Regions from separate parts of the Homo sapiens genome. Here region 1 is linked to region 2. Evidence: chromatin loops called from intact Hi-C (ENCODE). Cell type or tissue: Calu3. All regions are shown on one strand. Each heading gives the region's core, and the rest is flanking DNA. Links, peaks and the distances in the headings are about the cores only.

Region 1 (9,740 bases), core at 2,532-7,531, 380 kb before region 2:
CCATGACTGGCAAAGTGTCTTAAAGACATTCTAAAATACAGCGAATTGCAGCTCATACTACTCAAAGGATGAAAAACCCCATAGAGCAGTCATGCCATAATTAGAATAGAGTGACTATCATATTCCAAATGTTGGATGAAGCCTGCGTTTTGTTAGACTCACTGACCATCCTCCGTTCCATGTGATACTAAAATCAAATTCAGACAAAGTCATTGCTATTCTGAGTAGATGTAATTAATGGCTTCATAGCTCAGAAACTTCTAATGAGTTTGGTTAAATAAGTAAATAAATAGATTGGTGAAGTACTTGATTGACTAAAGAGATTAAGGAAAATAATTTAGCATGAAATAAAGCTTGTTTAGGAAATCACCTAAAAGTTCAACTTCACCATTGCATTAGTGGTGCTATAAAGAACTGCCCAAACACTGAGTAATATATAAGAGAAAGAGATTTAATTGACTCACAGTTCAGCATGACTAGGGAGGCCTTAGGAAACTTACAATTATGATGGAAGACAAAGGGGAATCTTACCTTCTTCATAAGGCGGCAGGAAGGAGAATGAACATAGGAGGAACTACCAAACACTTATAAAACCATGAGATCTCGTGAGAACTTACTCACTATCAAGAGAACAGCATAGGGGAAACTGTCCCCATGATTCAATTACCTCCACCTGGTGTCTTCCTTGACACATGGGGATTATGGGGATTATGGAGATTACAATTCAAGATGAGATTTGGGTGGGGACAAAAAGCCTCACCATATCAACCACCATATTGGTAGAGTCAACTCCAGTATGTCATTGGGAGTGAACTTAAACATTTTCTAAAGTGAATATTATCATTATATGTTATAATACATTTTGAAATATTGTTATATTTCAGAACTTTTTTAAATTTAGGGAAATATAAACAGAAAAATGGTAGTTACCTCACATCTCACTACCTGGAGATAATTCCTGTTCATGCTTGCATAGAAAGATCTCTGAAAAGAGGAGGAGGCTGGGCACAGTAGCTCACACCTGTAATCCCAGCACTATGAGAGGCAGAAGCAAGATCATCTGAGAACAGACTGAGCAACATAGCTAGACCCCATCTCTACAAAAAAGTTACATATTTAGTTAGGTGTGGTGATCCATCCCTGTAGTCCCAGATACTTGGGAGGCTAAAGAGGGAGGGTCACTTGGGCTCTGAAGGTCAAGACTGCAGTGAGCTGTGATCATGCCACTGTACTCTAGCATGGTTGACAGAGCAAGATCCTTCCTTAAAAAAAAAAGAAAGAAAGTAAAAAAAGGAGAGAGATTTTTTCAAATGACAGACAGAATGAGAGAGCAAACTGTACTGGCTACTTTATATTCTGCTTCTGTAACAGAGTCATGTATTCTTTAAAGTGTATCTTTTAATGACTACATAGTATTCTGTGCTTTGGCTTAGACCACAGTTTACATTTTATAAAATTTCTTTGTTGCATCTCTCACCATTTATCTTCTGTTTCTGGTGTGGGGATGAGAGAGCTGCAGATTTTATCACTGACAAAGCAGAGGGATTGGCATGGAACTCCTTGGGTAATTAGAAATTCTTAATGACTAGCTTCAATCGTGAGGCAAGGTAAATAAACCATCTGTGACTGAGGGCAAGAAATCTCATAGCTCCTGCAAGGTGATAATACTGGAGTGCATTTTCATACCTAGGGAACCATATGATTTAAAAAAAAAAAAAACTGGAAGTGAGAACTGAACAATTTTGTAAAAGGCAAGATGGAAAGGAAGAACTGTGCAATAAAAGTATTTTGCACAGATGAAGCAAAGCCATTTATGTCATAACCTTAGCTTTACACACTGTTTCAGTGATTTAACATTTTACTTACCACTATCTCAAAGTACAGTCAAAGTGATATTGATCTATAATTTTCTTAAGCATAAAGTTCTGGTTTATGCAGGCAAAAAGCTTTCACTAGAAACATGAAATTGTAGTGGGTTGCCCAATTTCTATTTTGTGGAAGAGTTTCTATAATTTTAAAGGTAAATGTAGCTTGAATGTTTCAGCTGGACTTAATAGTATAATATTATAGCCACAACAAGAAAATTTAAAATTAACAAGTCAACTATTTTAAAGGTTGCAGATCTATTCAAATTTTGTTTATATTTAGTATAAATTTTAAAAGTTATATATTTCTGAGAATATTTTATCTTCATTTCAAATTTATTGCCTTACAGATGTTCATAAAATCTCATGCCTTTAATTTTGCTGTGTATGCAATTTTGACCACATTTTCACATGTAATATTGTCCTTTCTTTTCAGATAAGGACAATAAGTTTCCAGAATGAATGCTTTTGGAACATAATTTCCTACAAGCATTTGGAAGTAATTGTATATCCAAGTTTTGGTGGGCATTGTTTTATATAAGTCCATGATATAAAAATCTTCAACTGTACTCTTTCAACAAATAACTGTTTTGCTACTACTTGTCCTGAAATTCAATTATTCCTTTTTATCCAAAGGTTATAAGCCCAGCAATGCCTTCAAATGCTAAAAGAGCAGATAATCTATTCCATATGGGCACCCTTAAATATGTTTTCTGCAATGATAACCAATAACAAATATTGCGTTATTAAAATTTACAGCAACAAATGTTAGCTTAATATTTTAAGGAGGAAGGAAATCACTGCAGGTTATCTGTTGCTTACAAAATTGTTGGAAAGACTAAAGGAGCATTTCTAGACTCCATCTATTCAAATAATTATCAAAATATTACAAAAATACCCCACCTGAGGAACAAATGCCTGTGAGGCTGGGAGTTAGAACCTTCTTTACAGTTGTTCTCAAACATGTAGAACCTGGAGAATGAAGATCCAAACTGTAATACAGACACTAGGCACAGATGAAGAAATCCCTGAGGTGGTCATGACTGATTACCCTCTTTAAAGAGTGTATATGATTAAAAAAATAAGAAAACTGCCTTTGCAAAACCTCATGTTTCCATAAACGTGTTTACCTACAACAACAGCAGAGACCTGAAACCTCCACATCTAGAAAATGGCACTTTGGTTTAGCCAACCTGGAGATGTAACCCACCTTCCTATTTGGAGATCTGTCCATTCCTTCAGGCTGTTTATCTAATTCTCTGCATCTAACAGTCTTTTCCATCTTCTACATATCATATTGCTATTCGTCTGCCTATGTATCCTGTCAATCTATTTGTTCATCTATCTCTATCTACCTAGCTATCTAGCTATCTACCTGTCATCTACCAAGTGAATCTGAATCTATCCATTCAACCATCCAACCAGCCACTCTATCTATCTATCTATCTATCATCTATCCATCATCTATCTGAAGCTATCTGTCCATCTATATTCCAAATGTATTTATACTTACTATACAAATCTATTATTTATCCTAATCTGTCTATCCAAATCTATCTATCCATCTATTTCATCTGTTCCTTTCTGTCATTTATCCAGCTATCTACTCATCTATCTTATGTATCTATCTATCTATCTATCTATCTATCTATCTATCTATCTATCTGATCTATCACCATCTATCATCGATTAATCTACCTATCTACCCATCTATTTATGTTTCTATCTATCCATTTTCTATCTATTAATCTGTCATATCTATACATCTATCTATTGATCTGTCTTCTATCTATCCACCTTATCTATCTACCTATCTATCGATCTATCAATCTATCTATTAATTATCTATCTACCCATGGCATCTATCTACTCATGTATATAAATACATATCATCTCTTTAGTGTATGTAGTTCTATCGATATCTGTCTAAGTGGACCAGCTCAAGTGGAACTTTCTCTATGAAGCTTCAGTTAGTTATAGCAAAGTAATATAAGAAAAAAACAAAGAAATCATGATTCTGGTGTTCAATTTTCTCTAGTGCTTTTGACTCTCGCCTCTGTGAAAATACATATATTAATATTCATTGGTTCTTTGAGAACTTATGTCTTTCCATTGATATTCTTGATATACTAAAATTTTGAAATCATCTCAAAATTGTGATTCTAAATGAAGTCATTATCTTCTAAACAAGCTATTTTCCTTATATTTACTGTTTGTTTTTTAATGCTATACTCATGTTCCTAGTAATTCATGAATAAAATATGAACATTTAAAACTTGGCCACTTTTTACAACCTATCCATCAAAAAGACTTTAAAGTGTCTTTCAAATCTCTCCTTTCATTTTTATATCTGCTTTAATTTAGACACTTGATGCTTATTGTCTATTCTCCCACAACAGTCTTCATTCTTTCTCACCTTAAATACTTTCTTCATGCTATTAGGACTTTAACATTCCTAAAATAATTTTTTTTTGTAACATCATTGCCTCTTGGTCAAAGTTATTCAATGTGTTCCTGTTATTCAAAAACAGAATTTATCCTTATGTGGATCCAGACTATTTTTCCAATCTTGGTGTTGCTAATTAATGAAGGTTATAGAACTTAATTGGTATGTGTATAGTTTCTCATAATAGCTCTTCTATTAGTTGGAACATAGCTTCTTCAGCACTACTCACGCCACATTGGGAGTCATGTATCCTCTTTGTTATTGGTTACTTATTCTTTTAATATTTGTAATGACAAGTCAGGAAGTAGGATGGCTATCGGCTCTATCCCAGAAGCCTGAGAACATTAATAAACTCATCAGTTTATACCATTTGGGGTGAAGAAATGTTATCTTTGACTCTATGTGCTAGGATGGTGAAAAAAAGTTTTGGAAACCTTAAGTTAGGAATAGTTTTTACTAATTAGCAGTTGCCAAGAACACATGCCTTAAATAAAATAAGAGGACTTTTATTTCTTATGCAAGCTTTCAAGACTTAGGTGGGAGATTCATGGCATTGGAATCCAGCTTTCTCCTGTATTGCTGTTCAGCTTTAACTTGAGCTGTTGAGAAAGAAAAGTTAAGTAGTTAGGGTGGGTCCTTGGTAAAACTCCTTTAAGCAGAGAAACAGCCTGTAAAACCAGGCTTCAGGCACAGATAAGGAAACTTGCACAAACCTCTGGCCCACGGAGATAAAGGAATGAGGCCCAACATAGAAATGCCTTTGTTCTTTGTGCTTAAGACGTGCCCCCAGCTACACTGATAAGGAAAAAAGATGCAACATAGAAATGCCTTTGTTCTTTTTATAACCAGCAGGCTTACAGGAAATAGTCTCTTCTCCTTCTGTGGGCATATACACAGCAGTTCCAGTGGGTTCCGGTGGGCACTTTCCTTTCCTTTTTTGAACATGCTTTGGATTGTGAGACAAGCCTCCATGAATCATCACTTTAGCATCTGATTGGTCCTGGGCCAAGTTCCTGCTAAGCTTTCACTTCAGCTCCTGATTTGTCCCGGGCCAAGGTCCCAGGCCAAGCTGAGTAGCCTCTATGTGTCATCACTTCAACTGCTGATTACTCCCGGGCCAAGCTGAGTAATGCCTTCTCCAAGACCAATCAACACATTCCTTACCTTCCCAGTCCATAAAAACCCCAGACCCCAGCCAGGCGTGGTGGCTCACCCCTGTAATCCCAGCACTTTGGGAGGTCAAGGTGGGCGGATCACGAGGTCAAGAGATTGGGACCAGCCTGGTCAAACATGGTGAAACCCCGTCACTACCAAAAATACAAAAATTAGCCAGGCATGGTGGCGTGCACCTGTAATCCCAGCTACTCAGGAGGCTGAGGCAGGAGAATCGCTTGAACCCAGGAGGCGGAGGTTGCAGTGAGCCAAGATTGTGCCACTGCACTCTAGCCTGTGTGACAGAGTGAGATTCCATCTCAAAAAAAAAATCCCAGACCACAGCCTCATAGTGGGCAACCCACTCAGGACCCCCTCTCTGCTGTGGAGAGCTTTCTTCTTTTCCTCATTAAACTTTTGTCCAACCTCACCCTTTGTGTCCACACTTCTTAATTTTCTTGGCCGTGAGACAAAGAACTCAGGGTGATACCTCATGAGAGACTGCTGCATTGCGGTGCATTGGCAAAACTGCAACACTGTGATTGTCTTCATGCATGATGTAAAATGCTCGCTAACATGCCTATATTCTTGCCAAGAAGGAATTGGCTGATACAGAGTGGATTGCACACAGAAGCCTTCAAGAGCTTCCCTGGGGCTTCACACAGCCTTTCTGCCAGTATCTTATTGACCAGAAACTACCCATACTAAGCTTCCAGGGCACACGCACACACAAAACAGTCTCTATTTTCAGTAGCTTTGTGTCTAACTAAAGACACAGAAGATTTTTTGGTATTGTTTTGCTCTGTTTTCCTAAATTAAAAAGTCAGAGGAAACAACTGAACTTCTCTATCCCAACTATCAATCACCCACAGTAAAATACATGGTGGATGAAATTCATACTTGAAGAATCCAAGGATTTAAAATGTTGGATTTTAGACCAGTATTGGTTAGAGTTCATTATACTGAAAGTAAGAGTAAAAAGTGTTTTTTCTTTTTAGAAGTCATAGAACTATCTCTTTTTAAGAAAATGGACTTCGATATAAATGTTGATGTATTAAAAAGTAAAGTAAAAGATTGTATGCCTCCATATGCAATCTCTGGGAGGTTGTGAAGCCAACAGTAGGTATTACCATGGGAAAAAGATTGCTAGAGCCCTTTAGAGTCTATTTATGTCATACTAATTTGGCTTTGCTCATGGTACTTGTGCATGCACAGGTAGTGTTGGAGGAATGATAATCGGATGGTGTGGCTTGCACTCAATGCAGACTTCCAAGACTGTACTGGAATACAGATATAAAATGTAAGAACAAATTGAAGGCCCCAAAAATATCTTGTGACACAAACAGAAGCCAATACAGCTGCATATCAATATTAATATTCCCCTATGAATTTTTAAAAAGGTAGCCATAGAAATAGAATGGAATATAACCATGTTTCACCATGGGATATTGTATTGCTTCCATTTTCTTAACATCAGATTGATCAAAATGCTATATTTTGGTTTAGTGAATCTATGATTACACAGTTCCTTAAAAAAAATTAAAACCTTGCTTTCTAGTAGACCTTTAAAGTTGCACTATGTTTTGTTGTTTTATAGGTAAAATGGTCTGAAAATTAAGTACATTCAATAATGCCTACTGCTAGATCCTCTTACACAAAGAAAAATGTGTAAGATGCCATAGGCTATTAAATATTAATGTTTGGCAGAGGAAGTGTATTAGGGTTCTCTAGAAGGACAGAACAAATTATATATATATATAAGTTTATTGAGGAGTATTAACTCACACTATCACAAGGTCCTACAACAGGCTATCAGGCCATCTGCAAGCTGAAGCGCAAGGAAGCCAGCCGGAGTCCCGAAGCTGAAGAACTTGGAGTTTGACGTTCCAGGGCAGGAAGCATCCAGCCCGGGAGAAAGATGTAGACTGAGAGGCTAATACAGTCTAGTCTTTTCACATTTTTCTGCCTGGTTTATATTCTGGCCAACCTGGCAGCTGATTAGATGGTGCCCACCCAGATTAAGGGTGGGTCTGCCTTTCCAGCCACTGATTCAAATGTTAATCTCTTTTGGCAACACCCTCATGGACACACCCAAGATCAATACTTTGCCTCCTTCATTCCAATGAAGTTGACGCTCAGTGTTAACCATCACAGGGAGAGAGTGTCAAGATTCCCTGTGAGAAGAAACCTATATATTATCTCTCTACAAAAACGTACTTTTGAACATGCGTACATTTTCCATATAATTTGAAGGGCTTAGTGATAAGTGCTCATGTAGCAATATTTGTTTTTCACAAAATCAGATAGAACTAGATAAACCTGACGGCAACACTTTCAATTTCCAACATGCTCGTTCAGCAGAGTGCAACCATTATCCCTTCCCAGTGTTATCAAGAAGATTAAATGAAATCACAAAATAAAAGTAACTACAATTATTTAACATCATTTTAAAAAATTCTACATTATAGTAAAGTTTCCATTGCAAGAATTAATGTGTTATTCAGATTCACTAACTTTGTGTCTATCTCAAACTCTATCACAAATTTCATTAACCTCTAGGGCTTGATATTAAAGAAAGAAAGAAAGAAAAGAGGCCGGGTGCGGTGGCTCACGCCTGTAATCCCAGCACTTTGGGAGGCCGAGGTGGGCGGATCACAAAGTCAGCAGATCGAGACCATCCTGGCTAACACGGTGAAACCCCGTCTCTACTAAAAATACAACAAATTAGCCGGGCGTGGTAGCACGTGCCTGTAGTCCCAGCTACTTGGGAGGCTGAGGCAGGAGAATCGCTTGAACCAGGGAGGCAGAGGTTGCAGTGAGCCGAGATCATGCAACTGCATTCCAGCCTGGGTGACAGAGCAAGACTCCATCTCAAAAAAAAAAAAAAAAGAAAAGAAAAGAAAAGAAAGAATGTTTATTTTGCTGTTATGTAATTTCCCTGATGCCTCAAATTTTGGATAGAAAATAGAAAAGACATTAAGTAATTTTGAATCAAGTAAGAATCATATAAATTATCAGACTACTTTCAGTACGTAAAGCACCTCACATTTCTGCATGTGTGTGTGTAAAAATAATCGTAATGTTATAAAGATTTGGAACTTCAAGCAATTATGGCAGGTGTCCAAATTTTCTCTATATAAAAGGGTTAATCTTAATTGGGGTCAGCCCAGTTTAAAAGCTTTAAGTTGTTAGTTTATTCTATCTATAATGCCTTTTGTAACACTCTATTCTACTTAGTCTACAATGAAGACACCCTAAAGCTGTGTCTGCTCTTGAAAATACATTATTTTTAAGAGTTATTTTTCACGTTTGAGTAATTTTGTTCTGTTGGGATTACATCTAGAATGTTACATATAGGATGATGATCTCAACTTTATGAATAAAGTTATTGTGATTGATTACCATGATAAGCATAGGTTATAATTATAGCTAAATTAATGTGATGACTTACTATTAGCTAGATCCTCTCCAAATGCCAGTAAATGGAATATTAAACTCTCAGCAGATCTCTGAAAATGACTATATATTGAGCAGATTGAAATTAATTATGTTTAGAGAAATTTTGGAACTAGCTCAAGATCACTGACTGAGTCGAAATTCAAAATTGATTTTATCCAAATATTTAGCACCTCTAATACCTTTAAATATAGTGAAACACACACACACATATATAGAAACAGATACACACATACATACACATTTATACAATTATCTCATATACAGAAATTTTGTTACATATTTTTATTTAAAGTCTCTTGCAGAAGTGATGATTCCTGTTCAGATAGAAAATTGTGTAAGCCATTTGTTCTTCTGAGTTGATCAGTTATATCATGATAGCTTTGCTAAACCTATTGGAGAGCAGAGACTGCAAAAAATAAAAAAAAAATCTGAAGCAAACCGTTTGTACATAAACTTCTCTTAGGAAAGAGGGGACACTGGCCATAAAACCACAAGTGATGAAGGAGTCAGACACAGCTAGGTCTAAGGAAAACCCAGCTTAATGCCACAGATTTTGAATGACTGCACATCGATAGGTGTGAAGAATTATCAGCCTCCACAGCCATACAGAAAATTGACAACCACCTCCCAATATTTTTTTCCTTTGGACCGTCACCCAGTGCATATGTGGCATATATTACTATTATTAATTAATAATAATTAATTTTGACAACAGTAGACCATCTTAAACTTAAACTTATGTATGCATAGTCCCAAAGTTCATGTAAGTTGCAAGGAAATTCTATTTGAAATAATGACTCTTCCTATACTACTAAGAT
Region 2 (9,740 bases), core at 2,767-7,766:
CTCCCGGAGAGGTTTTATTTTATATTCCAAAGGGCTGGAGAAAGGAGGTGATCCGTTCAGCAGGGAAGGGATATCTCCTTCCTTTTCTTTTATAAACAGATAATATTTGTTTTGTTCTGATCTCTCAATCTAAGAAATGTGTTAGGCTGCTTGCTTAAGGCAATTGACCTGGTTCTCATTGTATTTCCCCAGGGTAAAAACTAGGGCAGAGGGCGAGAACACACTTCTTATTTGTTGTGTGGTTTTTAATAAAAAAAATCTGTCTCTGAACCAGAACACCTTGTGTGCACATTCTTGTTAACCAATGAAGATGCTAAAATTCATGCTGATAGGTGCAAAGCTAGCTGGGACCTACACCTTGTGTTTGTCATATTTCTATACTGTCCTTGTCAGAGGCATTTGAACCAGAGCAACTCCATCTTGAATAGGGGCTGGGTAAAATAAGGCTGAGACGTGCTGGACTGCATTTCTTGTAGGGTAAGCATTCTAAGTCATAGTATGAGAGAGGTTGGCAGAACTGGTATCACAGGTCACAAAGACCTTGCTGATAAAACAGGATGTGATAAAGAAGCTGACCAAAACTGGCCAAATCCAAGATGGTGACAAAAGTGACCTCTGGTCGTCCTCACTGCTCATATGCTAATTATAATGCATTAGCAGCTAAAAGACACTCCCTCCAGTGCCGTGACAGTTTTCAAATGCCATGGCAGTGTCCAGAAATTACCCTCTATGGTCTATAAAGGGGAGGAAACCTCAGTTCCAGGAACTGCCCACCCCTTTCCCAGAAAACTCATGAATAATCCACCCCTTGTTTAGCCTACAATCAAGAAATAACTAAAATTATACTCAGTCAGCAGCCCAAGCCACTGCTCTGCCTATGGAATAGCCATTCTTTATTCCTTTACTTTCTTAATAAACTTGCTTTCACTTTACTCTATGGACTTACCCTGAGTTCTTTCTTTTGCGAGGTACAAAAACCCTCTCTTGGGGTCTGGTTCAGGACCCCTTTCTGGTAACATCCTCATCAAATAAATTAGTGGGCTCTGTATCATTTTCTGTGGAATGAAAGAGTTTAACATCAAGATTATGGTTTTTTTAAATTTCAATATGAGCTGCAATTCAGCTGTGAAACCACCTATTCCTGCTGCATATTTCAATAGTAGATCTTTAATGGGCTTGACATTTACTTCCATGAAAACCAGCTAATTTAGGTTTCTCAATTTTCTTCCATCAAATTTGGTAATTTTTCTTTCCCACAAAATCATCTGCTTCTTCTATGTTTTCAAATTAAATGTCGTAGATTTTCATGTAGTTTTTTATTGTTAATATCTATTTCTTTAAATTCCTCTGTGTTTGTTTTAAGCCCCTTTTTTATAACATAATCTTGCTATTTGTTTCCTTGCAATCCATCGGACTCACAGAAGCTTTATCTATTTTATTTCATTGTATAATTTTAAGAAATTATCTTGGGTGATAGGTACAATTTTTATTTCCCATTTCATTAATTTCAGCTTTAAGCTTTATTAGCATTTTTCTATTTAATTTCATGTTGTTTTGTTCTTTAATTTATTCAAACAAATATTGAGTTCCTTTTCGTCTCTCATTTCTCTTAGATAATAAAGGCATTTGAGGCTGTGTTTTCCTTAAAGTGTTCCTAAAACTGCTTTTGCAAAAATTATAACAGTGAGAAAATTATGACAGTGAAAAGGCATCTGCCCTAACTGACTCCATGTTGCTCTTAAACTCCAAGCGGTCTTTGTTCATTCCTGGACATCTGAACTAACTTTGGGAGGAATTTTGTTCATAGTTTAACTTTGACAAAGATAATAGCCCTTTCCTGAAACAAACCACCTTCTTGCCTGGGGACCAGACTGCCTTTGTAGGATGAAGAAATGAAGCCCAAAATTAGAAATTATGTTTTAGGACTCATGAAGCCAGAGGCCACAATATTCTAAACCTTCCCAGTTACTCCTAAGGATAACATCACTATCGTAAAACCTAAGATTGATGCTTGAGATATTTTTCAGATGCTGCACTCGATGAATCAGCTGCCACCACCCAGTAAACTGGCTCAACTGGTCTTGTGGCCCCCACGCAGGAACTGACACAGCGCAAAAGCACAGCTTCAACTCCCTATGACTTCATCTTCAACCCAACCAATCAGCACTCCCCACTCTGTGGCCCTCTGCTTGCAAAATTATCCTTAAAAATCCCTAGTCTCCAAATCTTCAGGGAGGCTAGTTTGAGTAAAAACTCTGTCTCCTATGTGGCATGGCTGGCCTTGCACCAATTAAACTCTTTCTTTACCGCAATGCCATGGATTTACTTTGTGCAGAGGGCAGGAAGAACCCGTAGAGCAGTTACACTCTTACTGCTGAAGGCTACGCTGTTGATGTAATGTTGTCATTATAGTTACTCTCAGATATTTTATAGGTTCAGATTTGATACCTTCTTTGAATACAGAGTTAGATTACATTCCTTAATTTGTAAACAATGTGGAAGTTTAGGGTCAATTATCTGTGCTTATTTATATCTTATTTAGGTTATGATTTCAGCATACAGCACACACAATTTTCACTTTTTCAGATTTGTTGAAGTTTCTTATATGCAAATTATATTGATACTGTATATGTGTATGTTCTCAATAATGCATATGGCCATTATATGTACATAAAGATATTATGACATATATATATGCATGTATATGCCTGTGTGTATATATGCATAAATGAGAGGCATATTAAATTGAACCTATCATTTGAATTCTTATGTTTTTCTCTTTCCTTATTTTTCACTGTTAGATTTACTAATTTCTCAAATTCATGAAGTAGTAGAGGCATGCAAACTATGCCTCTATAAATATAATCTTAAAAATTTCCCCTTTCACTCCTAATGATTTTTGTTTCACTCATTTAGCTGTTATTTTTACTTAATGTAAATAAAATTACTCTCATTACATTTTTTTAACACTAGATCTCTTCTTGACAAATTCTTATTGCCTCTGCTACATAGCATTGTTTTCTGAAACTTTTTTATCACTTTATTTTTTAGTATGCTTGCATAAATAGGATGCAGCTTAGTTTTTGTAATATGGATGAGGTAATTCAGTTCATTAATAATTAATGAGTCATTTTTCTATTCTTCTCATTATATCTCATATTTAACATAATTAGCATGTAATGATATTCTTTCTCCTATTTCAAGTCACCACTGTTTCCGCATCTTAGAATCTCTGTTTCAGTAGATTGATGTTAAGGAGAGAGTTGCATTTTTTATCTGGATCTCCTTAAGTCCTAGGTCCTGTTTTGTTATTCAAATTGACTTCAAGGTCTGAGCATCTGTTTTCTGGACTTCTGCAGGCTCTGCTGCATTTCTTGCTCCAGCTGCTGGCCCCCTTGTATTTGGGGGATCCCTTATCCTAGACCCCTTTGTTGCTGGAGTACCTACACTGCTGCCCTCCACAAAGCAGAATGTGCGGTGGCGTCCATGCCTGTGAACCTACAGGGTTCAAACAGCCAGAAAGTCCGTGTCACAGGTATACCTGGTCAAGTCTCTCTATTCCCAAGTGTATTCACACGTCCAGGTTGTTTTTTTGTTTTGCTTTTTTGAGATGGAGTCTGCTCTGTTACCCAGGCTGGAGTGCAGTGGCACAATCTCGGCTCACTGCAACCTCTGCCTCCGGGGTTCAAGTGATTCTCCTGCCTCAGCCTTCCAAATAGCTGGGATTACAGGTGCGCACCACTACGCTTGACTAATTTTTGTATTTTAAGTAGAGATGGGGTTTTGCCTTGTTGGTCAGGCTGGTCCCAATCTCCTGACGTTAAGTGATCTGCCTGCCCACCTCGGCCTTCCAAAGTGCTGCAATTACAGGCATGAGCCACCGTGCCCAGCCTACACTTCCAGGTTTAAAGCAAAGATAAATCAAGCTACCTATCCACTTCCTCTTAGCTTTGATAATGGAAAAACCAAACTCTGTCAAATATTTTAAAAGTTTATTCTGAGCCAATATGAGTGACCACGGCCTGGGGAAACAGTCTTAGGAGGTCCTGAGAAAGTGTGCCCGAGGCAGTTACAGTTTGGTTTTATACATTTTAGGGTGACAGGAAATGTAGGTGACATCATTAATCACTACATGGAAAGTGTACATTGGTTCAGCCTAAAGAGGCAGGATCTCTTGAAGTGGGGCCTTACAGGTCATAGGTAGATTTAAAGATTTCTGATTGGCAATTGGTTGAAAGAGTTAAGTTTTGTCTAAAGAGTTGAAGTCAGTAGAAATAAATGCTAAGATAAAGGGCGAGGAGTTGTGGAAGCCAAGGTACTTATCATGTAGAAGACACCTCCAGGTAGCAGCCTTCAGAGAGAACAGATGGTAAATGTCTCTTTTCAGACCTTTCAAGGTGTCAGACTTAGAGTTAATCTTTCCTAGATACAGCAAAGTCCTGGCTGTATGAATGGAGATTCTCCACAGATGCAAATTTCTGCCAGGAAAGATGGTTTTGCAGGGCCATTTCAAAATATGACAAAGAAATCTATGTTGGGGTGAGATATTTTGATTTCCTTCCGGGTCTGCTATCTGTCATACGATGCTATACCAGAGTCAGGTTGGAATTTGGTAATTTCCTGTCCCAGGGGTCTGTTTTGTCAGTCTTTTGAGCCGTACTTTAATGTGAATGCTGGTGGGTTGTGCCTAGACTCCAAAAGGCAGGAGGGGTAAGGAAGGACGTATGTCTGACCTCTCTTCCTGTCATGGCTGGGAATCCAGTTTTTCAGGTTTCTCTGGGGTCCCTTTGGCCCAGAGGGGGTTTGTTCAGTTAGTTGAGGAGCTTAGGATTTTATTTTTGGTTTACAGTCTTTTAAGTACTAGGGAGCAATAGCACACTAACTCAGAGAGGAAAGGAAAAATTTTTTGAGAGCCTGCCTCTTTTGCAGTGAACTGGACTCCACTTTGTACTTCTGGGCTCCTCAAATTTTGTATTGAATCTCACTAGGGCAATTGGAGGAAAGCTTCGTTCAAGTACTCCTTGTCCTAAATGGCTTTAGGTCCAAGCAACCATTAGGACAGGCCTCTCCCTAGAGACAAGAGGGTTAGAGCAGCAGTCCCAAACCTTTTTGGTACCAGGGACCAGTTTCAGGGAAGACAATTTTTCCATCAACCAGTGGCAGGGGGATGGTTTCAGGATGATTCAAGAGCATTACATATATTGTGCACTTTATTTCCACCATTATTACATTGTAATATATAATGAAATTATTCTACAGCTCATCATAATGTAAAATCAGTGGGATCTTTGAGCATGTTTTCCTGCAGTCAGACAGTCCTATCTGGGGGTGATGGGAGACAGTGATAGATCATCAGGAATTAGATTCTCATAAGGAGCACGCAACCTAGATCCCTCACATGCGCAGTTCACAATAGAGTTTGCACTCTTATGATAATCTACTGCTGCCACTGATCTGCCAGGAGGTGGAGCTCAGGTGGTAATGTGAGCCATGGGGAGCAGCTGTAAATACAGATGAAGTTTTGTTTGCTCACTCGCCACTCACCTTCGGCCATGTGGCCTGGTTCCTAACATGCCACGGACTGGTATCTCTAACCTGGGGCTCCCCAACCCCCAGGCCACAGTACCAGTCTGTGGCCTGGGGGTTGGGGAGCCCCAGGTTAGAGGATTCTCCCCCTTGGTTAAGAGAATGAACAATGTCTGGTGACCTGGCATCTGTAGCCCACTGAGAGTAGATTGAAGGAGGGAGCAAATTGTTATTCTTTATTGTGTTGGAGATGCAATGCTATTTTTAACAGAAAAATTGAACACATATATGTTTATCTGTTGGTTCCACACACATATCCTTCTGAAAACCTTCACTATTTTGCCACACAAACTATGCAAAAATGCACTTTAATATAATGCCAAAAGATGGCTTGACAATGTGTTTTCTTAATAAATGTAAGAAAGCTACACATTTAGCCTAGCAGTATGATTTGTTTTTGTGTATTATGCCTGCTTTGTAAAGAATTGCTTAATATTGCATTTATAAATATTAGAATAAGTCTCTACTTTCTATGAATACATGTTTCTTTTGGAGAAGCAAAATTTATCAGCTTGTGATTCACTCTTTTATTTTGTATATGTAAAAATGTTTGCTCCTTTATTTTTCTGCTCTTAAAAATATAGAAGCCATAGTGCATTTAAATTGTAACAAAAGTACCATCTTTGAGCTCACATATTTTGAAGAGCAACAATAATCTAGGTTTTTGTTAGCCTCCCAATTAAATTCTGACTAGGGTTATTAGTGTTCTAAACTGAATTTTATTGCAGTGCTTAAATGCATACAATAATTCATCAACAATGAAGTCTCAAGTATTTTTATTTTATGTTTTGAAGGGTTTTTTTAACGTTATCTACAAAAGGAGATGTTTTAGAGAGCTTTTTACTGATGTTTCTTCTAAAACATTAAATGAAAATCTAATAAGGCTCTGTTTCCATTACATTTATGCCACTTCTAAGAGGTGCAAGAAAGCTAGATCCTGGCTGGGTGAGGTGGCTCATGTCCGTAATCCTGGCACTTTGGGAGGCTGAGGTGGGAGGATGGCTCAAGCCCAGGAGTCTGAGACCAGCCCAGACAACATAGCGAGACTCAGTCTCTACAAAATATAAAAGAAAAAAAATATTAGCCAGACGTGGTGGCACACATCTGTGGTTCCAGCTACTCCAAAGGCTGAAGTGGGAGGATTGCTTGAGCCCAGTAGGTTAAGGCTGCAGTGTGCTGTGATTGCACTTCTGCACTCAAGCCTGGGTGACAGAGTGAGACCCTGTCTCAAAAAAAGAAAAATAAAGCTAGATTCTCAAAATGTTTCTACTCTAAAGAAATGTTTCTTTTTGTTACATGTTGCTGTGATGAACACACAAAAGCGAAGTTGATTGTGTATTTAGAATCTTCCTCTATTTTAATTTCTAGAATGCTGAGTCATACTGAGCTATTAAGTCAGGGAAACAACTAGAAAAAAATAGTTTGGGCAAACACAGTTACATAATATTTCTCTGTTATTGAAGGCAGAACAAACGTAAAAAGATGAAAAATTGCATTTAATGGGAAGAATAAAAAGAAAGTTAATCTGAAGAACAGGAAACGAAATAGCAAATCAAAAGCTGATTGAACTGAGAGAGAAAGAAAATCGTGAGATCTTGAAAGTTTGCTTAGGCATTGCAGGTGATAATAAACAATACTGTTAATGCGTTTGTGAGTTATTTCCAATCTGGAATTTTATTTCTCAAGCAAGAGTAAACAGTGAATCATGGTGTCAAATTATTGTAAGCATTTGAAAATACCCAAAGGAGAAAGTAAGCAAATATGTGAAATATAAAACACGGAAATATTCACTTCTAAAGTAAGACCGCATACCATTAGGTTTAAACTATTCAGAAAAAGAATCAGAAGTGACATGAAAGCATACCATTTAAGGTATTAAGTTTAATCTCTGTAAAGACAGTTTAAACCTGACATTCACTGATACCGTATTTTTAAAACTAATTTTGGTAGAATTAGAGATTCATAGGAATTTGTGAAGATAGCACAGAGGTCTTGTATACCCTTCAACCAGGTTTTCCTAATGGCAATACCTTATTTACCTATACTACAATGTCAAAGAAATTAATATGGGTCCAATGTATATATAGTTTTATGACATAATTTTTCTCATGTCTACTTTTGAGGAACCACCACTGAAAAGATACAGAACTATTTCATTACCATAAAAATCCCTTTTTCTAATGAAACTGGTTCACCTCTGACATGGTTTGGCTATGTCCCTACCTAAATCTCATCTTGAATTGTAGCTCCCATAATCTGCACATGGTGTGGGAGGGACCTAGTGGGAGGTAATTGAATCATGGGGGTGGGTTTTTCCTGTGCTGTTCTGGTTATAGTAAATAAGTCTCATGAGATCTGCTGGTTTATAAAGGGCAGTTTCCCTGCACACGATCTCTTGCCTGCCACCATGTAAGAGGTGCCTTTGCTCCTCTTTTTGCCTTCTGCCATGATTGTGAGGTCTTCCCAGCCATGTGGAACTGTGAGTCCATTAAACCTCTTTTGCTTTATAAATTACCCAGTCTTGGGTATGTCTTTATTAGTGGCGTGAGAACAGATTAATACAACCTCCTCTCCACTATCCACAACCCTTGGCAATGCTAATTATTACAATTATTTCTAGAATTTTGTCACTATAAGTGGAGTAATACAGTATAAGATCTTTTGAATGGGCTTTTATTGACTTAACACACATGGCATTCACCCAAGTTGTTGAGTATGTAAATCTTTTTCTTTGATTTAATGGCCGAATAAAATGTTGTGAAGATGCCATTTTGTTGAACCATTCCATTTCCTTCAAGTCAGATAAAAAGTTTTTTCAAAAAATACATAAATTTACATATTCTACAAATTTTACTTCTTTCTTTTTTGCAAGTCAGGGTCTCATTCAATCATTCGGGCTGGTGTACAGTGGCATCATCTTGGTTCACTGCAGCTTCCACCTCCCAGGCTCAAGTGATCCTCTCACCTCAGACTCCCAAGGAGCTGGGACCACAGGCACAAGCCACCACACCTAGCTAATATTTTTATTTTTGTAGAGACCTGCTTTTTCCATGTTCCCCAGGTTGGTCTCAAACTCCTGGGCTCAAGTGATCTTCCCTCCTCAGCCTCCCAAAGTTCAGAGAATACACATGCAAGCCACCACGCCCAGCCTAAGATTTGACTTTCAGTAAGATTTGTGTTACTCTTTTCTCGGTAAATATGTCTACAGGTTTAATAATATGTGTGATACCATTTTAATTTACGATTGCATTTCTAGTTATCATATACTATTTTCAAAATAACTGAAAAGTGACCTTTTATACACATCCCTTGTATCCAACCATGTTGGAAAACCTATGTATTAGCCACACTCACTTACTAATGTTTATTAGATAAGAATAAACATATTTTTTCTTACTCTTCTAATTATTCCAATGCCTTGTCTTATTATACTAGCAGAACCTCCAAAAAGGTGTTTCTATCATTTTCTCCTCAAATTTCAATGCGATTTTGGTTTCATTAATTTGATATGTGGCTTCGTACACAAACATATATCATATACATATGATATATGTGATATATAGATAAATACATATCATATATATGACATATAGATACATAGATATGTATCATATATATCTGTATATATAATATAGATATATTTATGATTTATACCTTATACCTTTTTTTCCCAAAACACAATATAGCACTTAGGATGCTTTCAAATTTAATAATTAAAAACATAACTAAATAAAAGTAGCTTGAACAATAAGGGTTTATATTTCTCAGGTAAAAAGAAAGAGGCCAGAAAACACTTCCAGGACCTGTTAATTCAGCAACTCAACAATTCCAGGGGTCTTAATCAGTTTCTTTCTTTGCCTTTTTTTTTTTTAACTCTTCTTTTTCTTATTGCAATTGTTTTGTCCTCAAAGTGGCTGCAGTGGCTCTGAGTATCACATAATATACATACAATGTTCAAAGCCAGAAAAGAGCAGAGGCTTTTTTATTGCATGCACCCATCTGTGTTTATTCAAGGCTGGGGGTCCCAGCATTTATCTTCCAAATCTCAATGAAGAACCTCAATTCTGCTCCATCTGCTGTGAACACGACCAATCAATCCTTTTCTTAAAATTTACATTTCCATGTGGGTATTTTCTTGTGTCTTAGTTTATTGT

The links. Peaks named below come from ENCODE experiments on the same cell type or tissue, not always from the same donor. Only the 100,000 strongest peaks of a DNase experiment are listed, where the experiment ranks them.
Region 1: a loop joins it to region 2, with 5 times the contacts of the local background. A loop is called at or near these places in 1 of 110 quality-filtered maps.

Annotation. Positions count from the first base shown.
Region 1 is chrX:5,047,566-5,057,305 of GRCh38, reverse strand. No RefSeq gene overlaps it. Among named protein-coding and RNA genes, the nearest start is that of LINC03070, 670 kb to the left of the region's middle. RefSeq lists an enhancer at 4,664-5,863. In Calu3, for the core only: no CTCF peak of the experiment used is centred there; a DNase peak (open chromatin) is centred at 5,305.
Region 2 is chrX:4,666,563-4,676,302 of GRCh38, reverse strand. No RefSeq gene overlaps it. Among named protein-coding and RNA genes, the nearest start is that of FAM239C, 730 kb to the right of the region's middle. In Calu3, for the core only: no CTCF peak of the experiment used is centred there; a DNase peak (open chromatin) is centred at 5,482.